Linked DNA regions of Homo sapiens: region 1 is linked to region 2. A link is an interaction called in ENCODE POLR2A ChIA-PET data of the cell type or tissue named here. Cell type or tissue: IMR-90. All regions are shown on one strand. Each heading gives the region's core, and the rest is flanking DNA. Links, peaks and the distances in the headings are about the cores only.

The links. ChIA-PET counts read pairs that join two places held together with the same protein. Peaks named below come from ENCODE experiments on the same cell type or tissue, not always from the same donor. Only the 100,000 strongest peaks of a DNase experiment are listed, where the experiment ranks them.
Region 1: POLR2A ChIA-PET joins it to region 2 with 15 read pairs; 4 of 35 experiments call an interaction of 5 or more read pairs at or near these places.

The regions. Positions count from the first base shown.
Region 1 is chr6:15,068,517-15,076,848 of GRCh38, forward strand. No RefSeq gene overlaps it. Among named protein-coding and RNA genes, the nearest start is that of JARID2-DT, 170 kb to the right of the region's middle. In IMR-90, for the core only: no CTCF peak of the experiment used is centred there; no DNase peak of the experiment used is centred there.
Region 2 is chr6:15,145,283-15,153,614 of GRCh38, forward strand. The region is part of intron 2 of LOC105374946 (a long non-coding RNA gene); the gene reads right to left. Among named protein-coding and RNA genes, the nearest start is that of JARID2-DT, 96 kb to the right of the region's middle. In IMR-90, for the core only: no CTCF peak of the experiment used is centred there; a DNase peak (open chromatin) is centred at 3,289; H3K27ac peaks cover 274 bases.

The sequences.
Region 1 (8,332 bases), core at 228-8,227, 77 kb before region 2:
GGAGTTTGTCTCTTTTTTGTTAAGTTTAATATATTTCATTTCAAATGTCACTATATATATTTGAGGCCACATTGGAAATATGGACTCTAATAGTACAATACCCCCTTGTTGAGCCAACTTTAAATTACATTAACTTTTGCAATTCACCAATAAATCATAGCAGAGGATCATGAGACTACAGATCTGCCACTTTCACTTTTAACCATGTAAAATTAGGAAATTTTATTAATAAAAGGTATTTGTGAAAAATCATACATGCATAAAGAGTCTTATTATGATATAACAGTGAATACATAATTCTAGCAATCACCAGAATATAACAAAAATTGCATAGTGAAAATAAAATTCACCGTAACACTACCAAAAAAAGGTTATGGGCTCAGTTAGATTCCTGGAGCATTGGAGACAGTCAGAATTTACTTAGGGTTGGTCTCACTCCTGAAAACCTCAGGAAATGCTGGAGACGGTGCCTGGGGTTCATTTTTACTGTGCCGAGTTGTGTCCCTACCCTGATGAGCTGTAAGTTCCATTATTGAGATCTGTCTCATAAAATGACACTTGGTTTTTTTTTTTTGGTTTTGTTTGTTTGTTTGTTTGTTTGTTTTTTCTTTTTTCTTTTTTCTTTTTTTTTTTTTTTGAGATAGTCTCACTCTGTCGCCCAGGCTGGAGTGCAGTAGCACGATCTCAGCTCACTGCAACCTGCAACTTCTGCCTCCTGGGTTCAAGCGATTCTCCTGCTTTGGCTTCCCAAGTAGCTGGGATTGCAGGCGTGCACCATCATGCCCAACTAATTTTTGTAGTTTTAGAAGAGATGAGGTTTTACCATGTTGGCCAGGCTGGTCTTGAACTCTTGGCCTCAAGCAATCTGCCCACCTTGGTCTCTCAAAGAGTGCTGGGATTACAGGTGTGGCCCACCACACCCGGCCTTGGCTTTGGTTTTGGTTTTGACCATGCCACAGCGGTAGTGGCTGTGGGGTGGAGAGGATGCCTGATTTTTAATTCTTATGAAGGTGCTTTCTTGTGTGGATAGTTCTGCAATCTGGTATTCCTGCAAGGGCAGTGGGGGTGATTGCTGGAGGGATCTATTTGGCTATCTTGCTCCACCTCCCTTAGAGGAGTTTGTCTTAATAAATAAACCCAGGAGAAGATAAACATTGTTTGATTTTCCCAGATTTTATTGTGGATAAACTATTTTAATTTAATTATGGAATGAAATCTTGTATACTTGCATATTAGGGAATCAGAAAGAGATCTGGAGCTTTGAAACTAAAACGCTTCACTCGTAAACTGACAATCAGATATCTTAGACCAAAATCTTCTTCAATATTAATTGGTACTTACAAAATATCCTTTGAAAAAGGCTATATAGAGAAGCTGAATGTGTCTAGCGATTAAGACAGCATTTATTTATACTCTTATACTAGTTTACATATACTCTTATACTGGTTGAAATGTTTCTAATTGATTAGACACGTGGAATATTTGAGAGAGAACAGACATCAGGCAATGAGGTACAGCAGTTAAGAACAAGGTTAACTTGCCCAAGTTCTATCTTAACTTCATTTTCGTAGGTCTTGTTGGTGCTGATATGATTTGGGTCTGTGTCGCCACTCAAATCTTTTGTCAAATTGTAATCCTCGATGTTGGAGGAGAGGCCTGGTGGGAGGTGACTGGATCATGGGGGCATGGATTTCCCCCTTGCTGCTCTCGCCATAGTGAGTGAGTTCTCATGAGATCTGGTTGTTTAAAAGTGTGTAGCACCTCCCGCCTCTCTCTTCCTCCTGTTCTGGCCAGTGAAGATGTGCCTGCTTCCCTTTCCCTTTCTGCCATGATTGTGAATGTAAATTTCCTTGAAGCCTCCCCAGCCATGCTTTCTGTACAGCCTGTGGCACCATGAGCCAATTAAACCTCTTTTCTTTATACATTACCCAGTCTCAGGTATTTCTTTATAGCAGTGTGAGAAAGGACTAATACAGTGGCCTACCCAACATTCATCTCCCTCCTTCCTCTCTCCTAGTGAAGCCCTGATTTCGTTCTCCTCCATGCCACTAGAGAAAGCTATTTCTCTAGTGCCAGGAATGAGTCTTGATTTATCTAAACCAATCAAAGCAGGCTTATCCTCCTCTTCAGCTATTGAAATGTGAGACATATCAGTCCAGGAAGACACATACAGGGGGATTTTCCCAAGAGTTTCTAGGACAGTTCCTCTAAGAGAATTTCCAGAAGTAATTCCCTCTCTTAGGCTTACCATGGAAAAGAAAGCAAAGAACTTTGACTACTGTTGACAGCCACTCCTCAACCATGAGGAGAGCTAGGCTTAGGATGCAGTCCACACTGCCTATGGCAGAGCAGAAAGATGGAAAGAGCCTGAAGTCCTTCTTATAGACCAACTATCCACCAACTTTAAAGCCTATTCTGCCTTTGGATTTCCTGTGAGCTATGTGAGCCAATAAACGTCCTTCTCATTTAAGCCAGTTTGAGTTGGGTTTTCCATTACTTGCAGCCAAAAACAACCTCACTGTTAGGCTCTTTAAATCCTATCTCTTAGGTATGTTGGGAGGAATAAATTTGATATGAAGTGCTTAGCATAATGCCTGCATCATATAAGTGCTTAATCAATGCTTAATCAATGGGCACTATGATTATCTAACCACTCATGTTATAGATTATTTGCCCAAGTTAACATAGACTTCCTCTGAATGGTCTGTGGATTAGTCTAAATGCATCAAACCAGAGAGAAGGCCAGGGCAAAAGTCAGGTCATTGAGTCAGGAAGGCTGATGACACAAGGACCAAGATCCGAGAGGCAGAAAAATGTCAAAGCCGGAACAAAAGGCTAGTTAGACAGGGCTGGAAGCAGACACCTTGAAGGTGGAGCAGGGATGGGCCAGGGTGGATCTCCCAGTCACCGGGCTCCCACATGGCAATTTCACCCCATCCTGATAGGCCCAGGCTGGAGTCCTAAATGAAAGACCGTGTGACACAGCATGTTAGTAGCAGAATCTAGTTAAGCACTGAGATCTTACTCAGTCCAGCACCCTTTCCACTACACCAAATTTAATTCCATTGCATGGGCGTTTGTTTTTATTACATTCAGAGGACTCCTAAGTTACCTGAAATCACAGAATGTAAGAGGCAAAGTACTCACTCCCCACTTCAAAGTAAGTTTAGTGGCTATCCTTGGGTAGAGGGAGACGAGCTGTGACTTTACTATCTACTTTGTGTGTATTAGGGTTGAAGTCTTTACAAAGCATGATGTTTCTTTTTATATATGAAGGAAACTGGACCTTTTATTTAATAAGCCTTCAGTTGTCCCTGCTCCTGCCCCTTCTAATCAGGACAAGTGGTTGATTGATGAAGAGCTACTCCTTTTTTCATACACACACACACACACTCATACACACACACATGCACACACGCAAATACAGATTTTCTGTCCAAAGCCCAGGCAGCATTTCTAGATGTGGCCCTTTGGGAGTAACATGCTTTCCCAGTCCTTCCACCTCCATATACTTTTCCTCACCCTCCTGGACAGCCAGAGCACTCTAGAGCAGATATGCAAAAAGTCAGCTCAAATAGACCAAGTAGTGCCGAACTGTCCCAAAGCACACGCACCACGGGAGGGTGACCCTGCTGCTCCAGAAGAAACATGCTCATCTCTCTCTGCGCTCCTTCTTCTGTTGAACAGGGCCCTGGGTGCACTCCACTCACTGACATTATGGCCACAGGGCCAGCCCTGTTCACTATGGGGATGTTGGAGGGCAGGTGGTCTTGTATCCCTATCCTGGGCCCTTTTCCTCGACTGATGGGACATTTTCCCACCTGTCTGCTCCCATCAACACACCGTCCTACTTGGTATTTCCTGGCCTCCCCCATTTTCCTCTCAGCTTTTCATGCCCTGCTTTCTGGAAAGAACCTAATGTGTTCAATCCCACAGAGCTGCAAATGGTAAATCAGAAGGAAAGTAGCGAGAACAAATTGTATACCTTGGCACTGAGTGTCTCTGGGGGAAAAATACAAGCAGACCCAGTCACCAACCACAGTACGAGATTGTGATGGGAATCACGCAAGTTTCCTGACACACACAGTGTCTTAATATCTACCAGTAAGACTCATTCCCAGATCTTGGTGGCACGCTGGTGACAGAAAGTCTCCCTAGAAAGGTCACATATAAGCTGTCTCATACGAACCCTAAGAAATAATCCTGGAGTCTAGGATTTTTGTGAGGGTTAACTGAGATAATGCATGGAAAAAAAAAAAAAAAAAAAAACAAAACAGAATGAAACCAGAATGTCCCAAAGCAAGCTACCCAAAGTCAAGTTCATATTTTCATCCCCCAGCCAACTGGGTAATTCTCCTGGTTTGGTTTGGCCTCCCAAAGTGCTAAGAGGATTATAGGCATGAGCCACCGTGCCCAGCCCCTGAGAACATTTTTAATAGCCAGAAGCCATATCTTTAGCACCATTTTGCTTTCAGAAGTAACCCAAATTGAAACATTAGTTACTTACACACAAGTTTCTATCTCTTTTCTTTTTTTTGAGATGGAGTCTCACTCTGTTGCCTAGGCTAGAGTGCAGTGGCATGATCTCAGCTCACTGCAGCCTCTGCCTCCTGGGTTCCAGCAATTCTCCTGCCTCAGCCTCCAGAGTAGCTGTGATAACAGGCACGCACCACCATGCCTGGCTAATTTCTATGTTTTTAGTGGAGGCGGGGTTTCACCATGTTGGCCCCGCTGGTCTCGAACTCTTGACCTCAGGTGATTTGCCCACCTCGGCCTCCCAAAGTGCTAGGATTACAGGCATGAGCCACCACACCCAGCCTCTGTATCTTTTTTCAATGTAAATACACGGGGAAGCAGAAACCCTTGGTTGGTCTGAGTCAACTGGGCAGCTCGCTGACAAAGAAAGCTTTATTTCCTGGGTTAATGGTACCAACCCCTCCCAGCAATGGGAAGATGCCAGTTGGGGAGGGCATTCCCCACAGGCAAAGCCTCAGGCGCTATTTTGAGCAGGCCTTCTAGAGGCTGAGTCTAGACTTGAGGTTGCTGAAGGTTTCTGCTTATTCTGAAAGATGATCTAACCTAAGATAAATGCCAGGTATCTGTGGTCCAAATTTCCCCACTGTGCTTTCTCTGCCTAGAACCAGCCAGGGGATGCTGATGGTTCAGTGACTGTAGAAAAGCCAGCTTTAAGACTCTTAATTACTAGTTTAAATAACATGGTACAACTGGCTTTGGTAACATGATATATTTTATTGGGTTTGTTCATACACATGACAAACAGAAGCTGAGGTTTATGTGCCTAAAAGATACCTATTTTAGGCCCTGTGATTTGGAATTATTGGGGGACGGGGGCAGGGGGACAGTAGTGGCTTTCTAATGTCCACCCTTCAAGGCCTGAGGGTGGCTGACAGGCACAGCAAAGATGTTTCCATGCCGGAGCCTGCCAGGTCATCCAGTGTGTTGGGATTTTCACTAATTCGTACCAAACCTGCCCGTGTCCCCATGCTAATTTATGGGACTAACCTGTGATGAGTTTGGGTGTCCCATAATAAAATGTCACGTGATGATATACGAGGGAAAATAACGACTTGTGATTTTTGATATTCAGAAACACTTATCCTTTCCCGAAACAGGAAGACGGCTGTGCTTTCCTACAGCTCTGGAGCCGCCGGGTTTCTAAGCTCTTTTGTGCCTTTGAACATTTTTGTCTGAGAACTTGGCAGCAGAAGGCCTGGCTTCAATGGGAGAACCTGGGAGCCCAAGTGCACAGACTTCCCGAAACAGGGAAACAAAGAGAGCTGAGGCCTACACGGCTTGGCTGGCTTTCTACATCAATGGAGGTGTTTGCGGGCTGATCGAAAGGGCAATGGAAAAACCTCAGACCCTGGAGTGCCAGCTTCCTAGGGCTGCTGTAACAAAGTACCAAAACTGGGTGCTTTAAAGCTATAGGAAATCATTCTATCACAGTTCTGAAAATAAGAAGTCGGAAATCAAGGTGTCGGCAGGGCTCCTCGCGTTCTGAAGGCTCTAAGCCGGCGGTCCCCAACCTTTTTGGCACCAGCGACCAGTTTTGTGGGAGATAATTTTTCCACAGATGGAGGGTGGGGGTCGTTTCAGGAGGATTGAAGCACATTACATTTATTGTGCACGTTATTTCTATTATTATTACGTTGTAATATAATATATAATGAAATAATTATATGACTCATCATAATGTAGAATCAGTGGGAGCCCTGAGCTTGTTTTCCTGCAACTAGATGGTCCCATCTGGTGGGGGTGAGAGACAGTGACAGGTCATCAGGCATTAGATTCTCATAAGGAACACGCAACCTAGATCCCTCACATGCACCGTTCACAATAGGGTTCACACTCATAGAGTACCCAGTGCTGCCACTGATCTGACAGGAGGTAGAGCTCAGGCGGTAACATGGGCCATGGGGAGCAGCTGTAAATACAGATGAAGCTTCGCTCCACCGCCCGCCGCTCACCTCCTGCTGTGTGGCCCAGTTCCTAATAGGCCATGGACCAGGGCTTGGGGACCCCTGCTCCATGCCTTTCCCTTGCCCCCTGGTGTTGCTGGCCATCCTTCACCGTGCCTGGCTTGTGACACGTGGCTCCCAGCTCTGTCTCTGTTGTCACACGGCCTTCTCCTTGTGTGTTTTCACATTGTCTTCCCTCTGTGCCCATCCCTTCCCATGTCTCTTCTTATAAGGACACCAGATGCTTTGGACTAGGGGACCCATCCACATTAGTATGACTTCATCTTACCTGATTACTACTGCAACAACCCTATTTCCAAATAAGGTCACATTCTGAGTTACTGGGGGTCAAGACTATGTCTTAGTCTGCTCAGGCTGCCATAACAAAATACCATAGGCCAGGTGGTTTAAACAACAGAAGTTTGTTTTCTCACAGTTCTGGAGGCTGGGAAGCCTAAGATCAAGGTGTCAGCAGGGTCAATTTCAGAGAGAGCAAGAGAGCATGAGAAAGAATGCTCAGACGTCTCTTCTTACAAGAGCACTGCTCTGGCCAGGCTCAGTGGCTCACGCCTGTAATCCCAGCACTTTGGGAGGCTGAGGTGGAAGGATTACTCGAGGTCAGGAGTTCAAGACCAGCCTGGCCAACATGGGGAAATCCCATCTCTACTAAAAGTGCAAAAATTAGCTGGGTGTGGTGGCGGGCGCCTGTAATCCCAGCTACTCGGGAGGCTGAGGCAGGAGAATCGCTTGGACCCGGGAGGAGAAGGTTACAATGAGCCAAGATCGCACCACTGCACTCCAGCCTGGGTGACAGAGTGAAACTCCATCTCAAAACAAAACAAAAACAAGGGCACTGCTCCCGGCATGAGGGCCGCACCCTTATGACCTCATCTAAGCCTAATTATCTCCCAAAGGCCCCACCTCCAAATTACAACACGCTGGGGGTTAAGGCTTCAATGTGGGAATTTTGGGGGGACGCAAACATTTGGTTCATAACAGACTTCAACATATCTTTTGAGGGACAGCCACCCACCCACCCAAGAAGATACAGGGCAGTCAACAGGGACAGAGGTGCCAGGTCTACCAGCTACATCCTCCAGTGACAGGAAACAGTGGGAGGAGAGACCCAACTGTTCCCACAGGATTAGACACCCCCAAATTAGTCCTCTAATGACTTGGCCATTTGATACTGAAATTTGCATGAGGCACTTCCCAAACAACCTTCACACAGGCGGAGAGGGTTAGTCAGGGTGGTCATTTGCCCTCCTCCCTTAGAAAACAAAAGCTGGCTAGTTAGCAGAGAGCTCTCTTGGGGGTAATGCTGGCCAGGCCAGGAAGTGGTCCTAAAAGCCAGCACAGTTCCCAGATTGGAAAAAGCCTGGGAGGGCACAGTCCAGCTGGGACTCAGCCTAACTGATGTCTCTCCTCGGCTCCCACATCAGGGCCACAGACAGGTTTAACAGGAACCGTCCTTTGCCCACTCATGTTGTTCATGCACGTACTGTCTGTGGAGGGGACACCCACGTTTCTACTTCTTAATGGCGGTCCCTGTCCTTTACCCCAGCCCCCCAGATCACATGACAAGGCTGAAGGCTGACAGCCTTCTCCAAAAACGGGCTCCTTTGGCACCGTCTCCTCTGCAGCCCTTTACTGCCCTTCCTTCCCCACACGGTCCTCAGTTTGGAAACACTGTGTTCTACCACTATTAATAATACATAGAGAGAGAGCCCATCTCCAAGGAGCTCCAAGGGCTTCACAGGCATTATCTAATTAGCCCTCACCACATCCCAGTGAGGCTTAGCAAAAGCCCTTCTCCAGCAAAACCATAAGGGAAAACTGCATGCAGGGTCAGA
Region 2 (8,332 bases), core at 243-8,242:
TCTATGTTCTATAGGTTCCAGAAAAAGCCACGTCATTTATAAGACATCCCACTAAATTTTAAATTACGCCCCATTCATCATACAGCAAACACCTATGTGCTTGCTGAATGAAAACCCATCTTGTGGCCGGGCACGGTGGCTCAAGCCTGTAATCCCAGCGCTTTGGGAGGCCGAGGCAGGCGGATCATGAGGTCAGGAGATGGAGACCATCCTGGCTAACACGGTGAAAAAAAAAAAAAAAGTCCCAACAAAATAAAATCCCAACAAAACAAAACGTAAGCTCACACCAGTTCATCTCCTCATGAAGTATAACCTCTAATGCAGTATCACGCTCATTTTCCATGACTTACCTGTTATGAGCACACATTATTCCATTATTAAACACTAAAGGAAACAGAGGACCTACTAGGCAAGAAGAGTTTTCAGACTGTTAAGTGGCTGGAAGGTTGCCTGGTCCTTGCGCCCGTTAAAAGACTGCACAAAAAGTCAGCACGTCCTAACTGCATTGCAGGGTTTCTATTAACTCTCAGCCCTGTAGGATTTGTCATCCAGTCATAAATGGACCCCATTTTTCTGACAATGGGAAAGAAGCAGCAGTTGTAATATGGATGGCTGTTATTCCTATTACCTTCTATTAAGAGGCACTTTCTTTCTTACTGGATCTCAAACCCAGCAGATTTCTCCTCATCTTGTATTTTGAGTGTAGAAGGAAGAAGAAGCTGTGAGAATGTGCTGGTGATGTCACAAAAGGGTAAAGAGGAAGCACAATCTAATTTCTCCCCCACTTTTTTCCTTTTTAAGAATGTAGTTTGATATTTATTTAATTTAAAAAGCCTCTGGTCAGGCTTGGGGGCTCATGCCTGTAATCCCAGCACTTTGGGAGGCAGAGGTGGGTGGATCACCTGAGGTTGGGAGTTTGAGACCAGCCTGATCAACATGGTGAAACCCCATCTCTACTAAAAATACAAAATTAGCCAGGTGTGGTGGCGCATGCCTGTAATCCCAGCTACTCGGGAGGCTGAGGTAGGACAATCGCTTGGACCTAGGAGGCAGACGTTGCAGTGAGCCAAGATAGTACCATTGCACTCCAGCCTGGGTAACAAGAGCAAACTCCATCTCAAAAAAAAAAAAAAAATAGCCGGGTGCGGTGGTGGGCACCTGTAGTCCCAGCTATTCAGGAGGCTGAGGCAGGAATATCGCTTGAACCCAGGAGGTGGAGATTGCAGTGAGCTGAGATCACACCACTGCACTCCAGCCTAGGCAACAAGAGCAAAACACCATCTCAAAAAAAAAAAAAAAAAAGTTTCTGTACAGTGTAACAAATGCAATTTTTACAAATCTGTTTTGAAAACATGGTGGCTGTTGATTTGGGTTTCATACTCTTAACAACTTCATCCACCAGTTTTTTTAGCTTCCTAATGTCTTGTAACCGCTCAGCTCACACAGTTCTGAAGTTTAGCTCCAGTCAGCTCACTTCCAGTGATGACTGGATGGAGTCCTATTTTTTTTTTTTTTTGAGACGGAGTTTCGCTATTGTTGCCCAGGCAGTAGTGCAACGGCTCGATCTCGGCTCACTGCCTCCTCTGCCTCCTGGGTTCAAGTGATTCCTCTGCCTCAGCCTCTCAAGTAGCTGAGATTACAGGCAAGCGCCACCATGCCCAGCTAATTCTTGTATTTTTAGTAGAGACAGGGTTTCACCATGTTGGCCAGGCTGGTCTCAAACTCCTGACCTCAGGTGATCCACCCACCTCGGCCTCCCAAAGTGCTGGGATTACAGGCGTGAACCACCACACCAGGCCTGATTTTAGTGCTCTACACGTTCAGAAAAACTTGTCTAGTAAGAAACTGTAGAAATGATCCCTGAAGCCCTGAAAATATAGTCTTTTCTCCTCTTTTCTTTCCTTTTTTTTTGTTTGTTTTGTTTCGTTTTTGAGACAGGGTCTTGCTCTGTCGCCCAAACTGGAGTGCAGTGGCACCATCACAGCTCACTGCAGCCTCAAACTCCTGGGCTCAAGCTATCCTCCCATCTCAGCCTCCCAAGTAGCTGGGACTACAGGCACACACCACCATGCCTAGTTAATTTTTATTATTTTTTTTTTTTCTTTTTTTTTGGCGGGACGGAGATTTACTCGTTGCCCAGGCTGGAGTGCAATGGCGCAATGTTGGCTCACCGCATCCTCTGCCTCCCAGGTTCAAGCGATTCTCCTGCCTCAGCCTCCTGAGTAGCTGGGATTACAGGCATGTGTCACCACGCCCGGCTGATTTTGTATTTTTAGTAAAGATGGGGTTTCACCGTGTTGCCCAGGCTGATCTCGAACTCCTGACCTCAGGTAATCCGCCCACCTCAGCCTCCCAAAGTGCTGGGATTACAGGCGTGAGCCACTGCGCCGAGCCATTATTATTTTATTTTATTTTATTATTGTTATTTTTTTTTATAGAGACTGGGTCTCACTATATTGCCAAGGCTGGTCTCAAACTCCTGGGCTCGAGCGATCCTTCCTCCTCGGCCTCCCCAAGTGCTGGGATTACAGGTGTGAGCTGTCACTCCCGGCCTTTAATTTCTCCCCTTTTCTAAAAACCCCAATTAACTACCTAAAAATGTAAGAAAAAATGAAAAGTTTGTCTAACAGCAGGTTCCAAATTTACAGTGAGTGATAAGACAAGACTGGCCATGGAGGTAGGCGTTCTAAATTTAGCTCCACGCTACCTCCTCGCACAGGCAGGGAGCAAGTCAGTCCTCCTCTGTGCCCAGGTCTCTTTGCCTGTCCCACGCAGGCAGCATCTGCCCTATCTCCAGGGCCTTGGCTGGACAAAACAGATCACAGATGCAAAACTATTTCATATACTCTAAGTCAGGGCTTCTTATTCAGGGGTCCATGGCCCCTCAACCCTTGGCCTTGGCCTCAGGATTTTAACAAACATCCAGACACTATCTTATTGAAGCTGGTGTGTATATGTACATGTGCTTTTTTCTGGGGAGAGAGTCTATAGCTTTCTTCAGATTTTCAAAGGAGTCTATGATCCAAATTACTATCCTGCTCCTCTTTTCTCTGTTATTAATTTCCGAGTGTTTACTGAGCCTTCACCAGGGGATCTGTTATTAATGATGTGGCTAACTTCCACTTCTCTTCTAACCTTGGAGCCGTCAAGGAAGGTTTACAGGGTTTATATTGGTTTGGATTTCACTTTAGAGGAGGGAGGGGGTGAAGATCACGTCCCCAGAGATGCCTGAGGAGCATTACCTCATCTCTGGGGAAAGCTAAGCCCAGGAGCTCTCCCACAGGGCCCCGTCAGGGCAGAGCATGAGGCTGTTGGGCCTGTTCTAAGTCGTGTTCTGGGGTTTTCTACTCCGGCAACACCTAACATATGGCATGTGCACTGATGCTTATGAAAACAGTGATTCATTCTTAATCCTTTAAAAAAAAAAAGTCAACCCTATGTGGCCTTGGCTCTCCTCCCTGAATGCCCTTCTGTTCTCCAGAATGTCTGTGTTGTCACCTGCCTCAGCCTTGTGTCGTGCGCTCTGTGACTCTGCCTCTCTGCAGGCCCCCTCCTGCCTTCCATGTCTGTCTCATTCCATCCCCACTGCTCTTTCCTCAGCGTCCTTGTGGTCACTCTGAAGCTGTGCATCCTCAGCCCTGTGTAGATGGGAAGACCTTTCCTCTCCTTCATTTCCATCCATGCACCTTGCCCAAGTGCCCCTCACCCTCACGCCTCTTCCACACTGGGTCTATTCTATGCCTTTATCCTCCTTCCCTAGGCTTCGTCCCTTTAGGGAAAATCTCCAGCTATGGGAAAACCTCCCTAGCTGGGGAGAGGCAGGAAGTAAGAAGGTGAGGGAAGAGGTAGGAAAAATTGGGGTATGGGCTGAATGAGGGCAGAAGTGGGGGAAGTGGGCTGCAGGGAAAATGACTGAGAATCACCGACTTTGCCTCCTGTCTTGCAACCTCTGCCTCCTGGGTTCAAGCAATTCTTGTGCCTCAGCCTCTCAAGTAGCTGGGATTACAAGCATGCGCCACCATGCTCAGCTAATTTTTATATTTTTAGTAGAGACCAGCTTTTCCCATGTTGGCCAGGCTGGTCTCGAACTCCTGACCTCAGGTGATCCGCCCACCTCAGCCTCCCAAAGTGCTGGGATTCCAGGCATGAGCCACCAAACCCAGTCTCGTCTTGATTTCTTTCATAAAATCATTTGTTTGATGCCCAACTGGGCAGAAGATGAAGATGTTATATCGTGAGAGAAGACAGAACCTTGCCAGTCTTATAAAAAATGAAGGAAAGAGAAGGACAGAGGGACAGGAGGAAAGAGGGGGAAAGATTCGGGAGATCATGAGGGGTAGGGGATAAGAACGCATCATATCATAGCTAACTCTGCTGTTGTTGCTGTTGTTTGTTGTTGTTGTTCTTGTTGTTCTTTGAGATGGAGTCTCACTCTGTCACCCAGGCTGGAGTGCAGTGGCACGATCTCAGCTCACTGCAACCTCCACTTCCTGGGTTCAAGCAATTCTCCTGCCTCAGCCTCCCGAGTAGCTGGGATTACAGGCATGTGCCACCACACCAGGCTAATTTTTTGTATTTTTAGTGGAGACAGGGTTTCTCCATATTGGCCAGGCTGGTCTTGAACTCCTGACCTTATGATCTGCCCACCTTGGCCTCCCAAAGTGCTGGGATTACAGGCGTGAGCCACTGCGCCTGGCTATTTTTATTTTATTTTATTTTATTATTTTATTTTATTTTATTGAGACGGGGTCTTACCATGTTTTCCAGGCTGGAGTGCAGTAGTGCAATCAAAGCTCGCTGCAGCTTCAGGCTCCTGAACTCAAGGGATCCTCCTGCCTCAGCCTCCTGAGTAACTTGAACTACAGGTACTCCTCACGCCCAGTTTTTTGTTTTTTGTTTTTTTCTTTATAGAGGCCAGATTTGGCAATGTTGCCCAGGCTGGTCTTGAACTCCTGAGCTCAAATGATCCTTCCGCCTTGGCTTCCCAAAGCCCTGGGATTATAGGCATGAGCCACCATGCCTGGCCTTAACTCTGTTTAGACCAAAGCAGATCTTAACCAATGGATAGGCAAATAGGACTCAGGAGACACAGGAGAGTCATTTCTAGAGTCAAAAGCAGCCAATCATTGTCAATGAGGTTTAAGATTAGGGTAGTCCCAAATTATGCAATAAGGTGGGTTCCAAACATTGGTTGTTGCCTGGAGCTCAAAACATGTTTCCAAAAAAGGCAGTATCCTTTGAAGAAGTCCAACAAAACTGTGTGAATCTTGGTTCTATGTAACCTTGGGTAAGCAACAACCTCTCCGAGCCTTAAATAAAGATGACAATACCTTCTAAGAAGTGTATCTTGGCCGGGCATGGTGGCTCATGCCTGTAATTCCAGCACTTTGGAAGCCTGAGGCAGGAGGATCCCTTGAACTCAGGAGTTCAAGACCAGCCCAGGCAACATAGTGAGACCCTGTCTCTTTTAAAAAAAAATTAAAAATAATTAAAGGAAAAAGAAGAAGTATATCTCTCCTTTTTTTTTTTTCTTTTTGAGATGGGGTCTTGCACTGACGCCAGGCTGGAGTACAGTGGCGTGAACTCAGCTCACTGCAAGCTCCACCTCCCAGGTTCAAGTGATTCTCCTACCTCAGCCTCCCGAGTAGCTGGGACTACAGGCATGCACCACCACGCCCAGCTAATTTTTGTATTTTTAGTAGAGATGGGGTTTCACCACGTTGGCCAGGATGGCCTCTATCTCTTGACCTCGTGATCTGCCCACCTCGGCCTCCAAAGGCAGGAGGATCACTTGAGCCCAGGAGTTTGAGACCAGCCTGGGCAACATAGTGAGATCCCATCTCTATTTTAATAAAAAATTAAAACAAAAAAAGGCTCCAATATATGGCAGATAGAATTACAGAGAAAAGCCACAGTAGCTAATAACCGGCAATGCACTGAAAATAGACAACTGTGCTAAAAAGACCATAGAAACCGAACAATAGTGTACTGCACGATGCTTGCAGAGGAAAGGGATCTAGAGTTTCAACCCCTAGCAGTAGAAGTGGATTGTTGCAGCAAGTACAGCCTCAGCTGTCATCTGTGCCCTAGGGCAGGGTTCAGTAGGTTAGGCGTTAAGAGACAGTGTACCTCATAAGAAGTGGTCAGGTTTCTTTCTGAGTTTCAGTTCTTCATTTATAGAAAGAGGATAGTAACGCACACTGTACACAGATTGTAGAAGACTAAAAATAGACCAGTATCAAAAATATTAAAAATTTTGAAAAATTCAAAATAAGATAGACCCTATTCCCAAACTATTTTCTGGAACATCAGCTGTATGGGCTATTAATAGGAATTACCAAAAAGGAAGTTTCCACACTCAAATAAAAATGGGAAATGCTGGCCGGGCGCAGCAGCTCACTCTTGTAATCCCAGCACTTTGGGAGGCCAAGGCAGGTGGATCACCTGAGGTTAGGAGTTTGAGACCAGCCTGGCCAACATGGCGAAACCCCGTCTCTACTAAAAATACAAAAACATTAGCCAGGCATGGTGGCAGTTGCCTGTAATCCCAGCTATTTAGGAGGATAAGTCAGGAGAATCGATTGAACCCAGGAGGCAGAAGTTGCAGTAAGCCGAGATCATTCCACTGCACTCCAGCCTGGGCAAAAGAGCAAGACTTCGTCTCAAAAAATAAAAAGGGGGGCCGGGCGCGGTGGCTCACACCTGTAATCAGAGCACTTTGGGAGGCCGAGGTGGGGGGATCACTTGAGGTCAGGAGTTTGAGACCAGCCTGACCAACATGGAGAAACCCCATCTCTACTAAAAATACAAAACTAGCTGGACATGGTGGCACATGTCCGTAATCCCAGCTACTTGGGAGGTTGAGGCAGAAGAATTGCTTGAACCCAGGAGGCAGAGGTTGCAGTGAGCCGAGATCACGCCATTGCACTCCAGCCTGGGCAACAAGAGCGAAACTCTGTCTCAAAAAAAAAGGAAATGCTAGGTCACAAGGAGGTCTCATACATCATCGGTTGACATAGAAATATATGCAAATTTGCAATATCTTCCAACATTTTAAATGCACATCTCCTTGGACATGGCAATCCTGCTAATGAGATGAAGGAGAAACACTAAATGAATTTTTCTTTTTTTTTTTTTATGAGGCAGAGTCTCACTCTGTCGCCCAGGCTAGAGTACAGTGGTGCGATCTCGGCTCACTGCAACCTCCGCCTCCCAGGTTCAGGTGATTCTCCTGCCTCAGCCTCCTGAGTAGCTGGGATTACAGACATGCACCACCACAGCCGGCTAATTTTTGTATTTTTAATAGAGACAGGGTTTCACCATGTTGGTCAGGCTGGTCTCGAACTCCTGACCTCATGATCCGCTCACCTCAGGCTCCCAAAGTACTGGGATTACAGGCGTGAGCCACCGCGCCCAGAATCTAAATGGATTTCTTATTGTAGGACTTCTTCAAGACAATAATGTGATATGTAGCATCTCCCAAACATATTTAAACTCAGATTCCTCTTCTTACGAGACATCTCCTGGGACTAGAGTTCCAAGGAAGACATTTGGAAACACTCAATTAAACCATGCGTGAGAGAGCTCCTAGCACAGATGGTTTTCCAGAAGACTTTATTTTCTTCTGCTGGTCCCAAGATTGGCCTCAGACCTCTTATCCCATCATCACCATCTGTTCCTTATGACCAAAGTCTCTCTCTTCCCTGGCCAGCTACACAATCAGATATATTTCAGCAACTTCCCTCTGCCCTCCTTTCTCTGAAGTATAGATTCCTGTAGGAGTTTCCCAAAGATCTTTGTGGCTCATAGTCATGAGGAATAAAAAACAAAAATGTTTTCTCCTCCAATGTCCTCTTTATTCATTTTGTCTCTGTAAGGAATGGCAAGGTCAAACAGATATAAGAGGTGAGGCTGTGTATGTGAAAGACCCCAAGCAAAATTCACTAAATTTCAAAGAAAAATTAGATGATATGCCAGACGCGGTGGCTCACACCCGTAATCCCAGCACTTTAGGAGGCTGAGTAGGGCAGATCACCTGAGGTCAGGAATTCCAGACCAGCCTGACCAACATGGAGAAACCCTGTCTCTACTAAAAACACAAAATTAGCCGGGCGGGTTGGCACATGCCTTTAATCCCAGCTACTCAGGAGGCTGAGGCAGGAGAATCCCTTGAATAGTGACATGGGAATCTCAACAAGGAGGACCTCGTATGCCGTATACAGTGGAGCACTGGTAACTGGATACTACCTACACAAGTGAGGTCTGAAAGTAATCCCTACATGAATGAACAAAACTAACTGGATGTACATTGAGCATAAGTCAGTAAGTCATA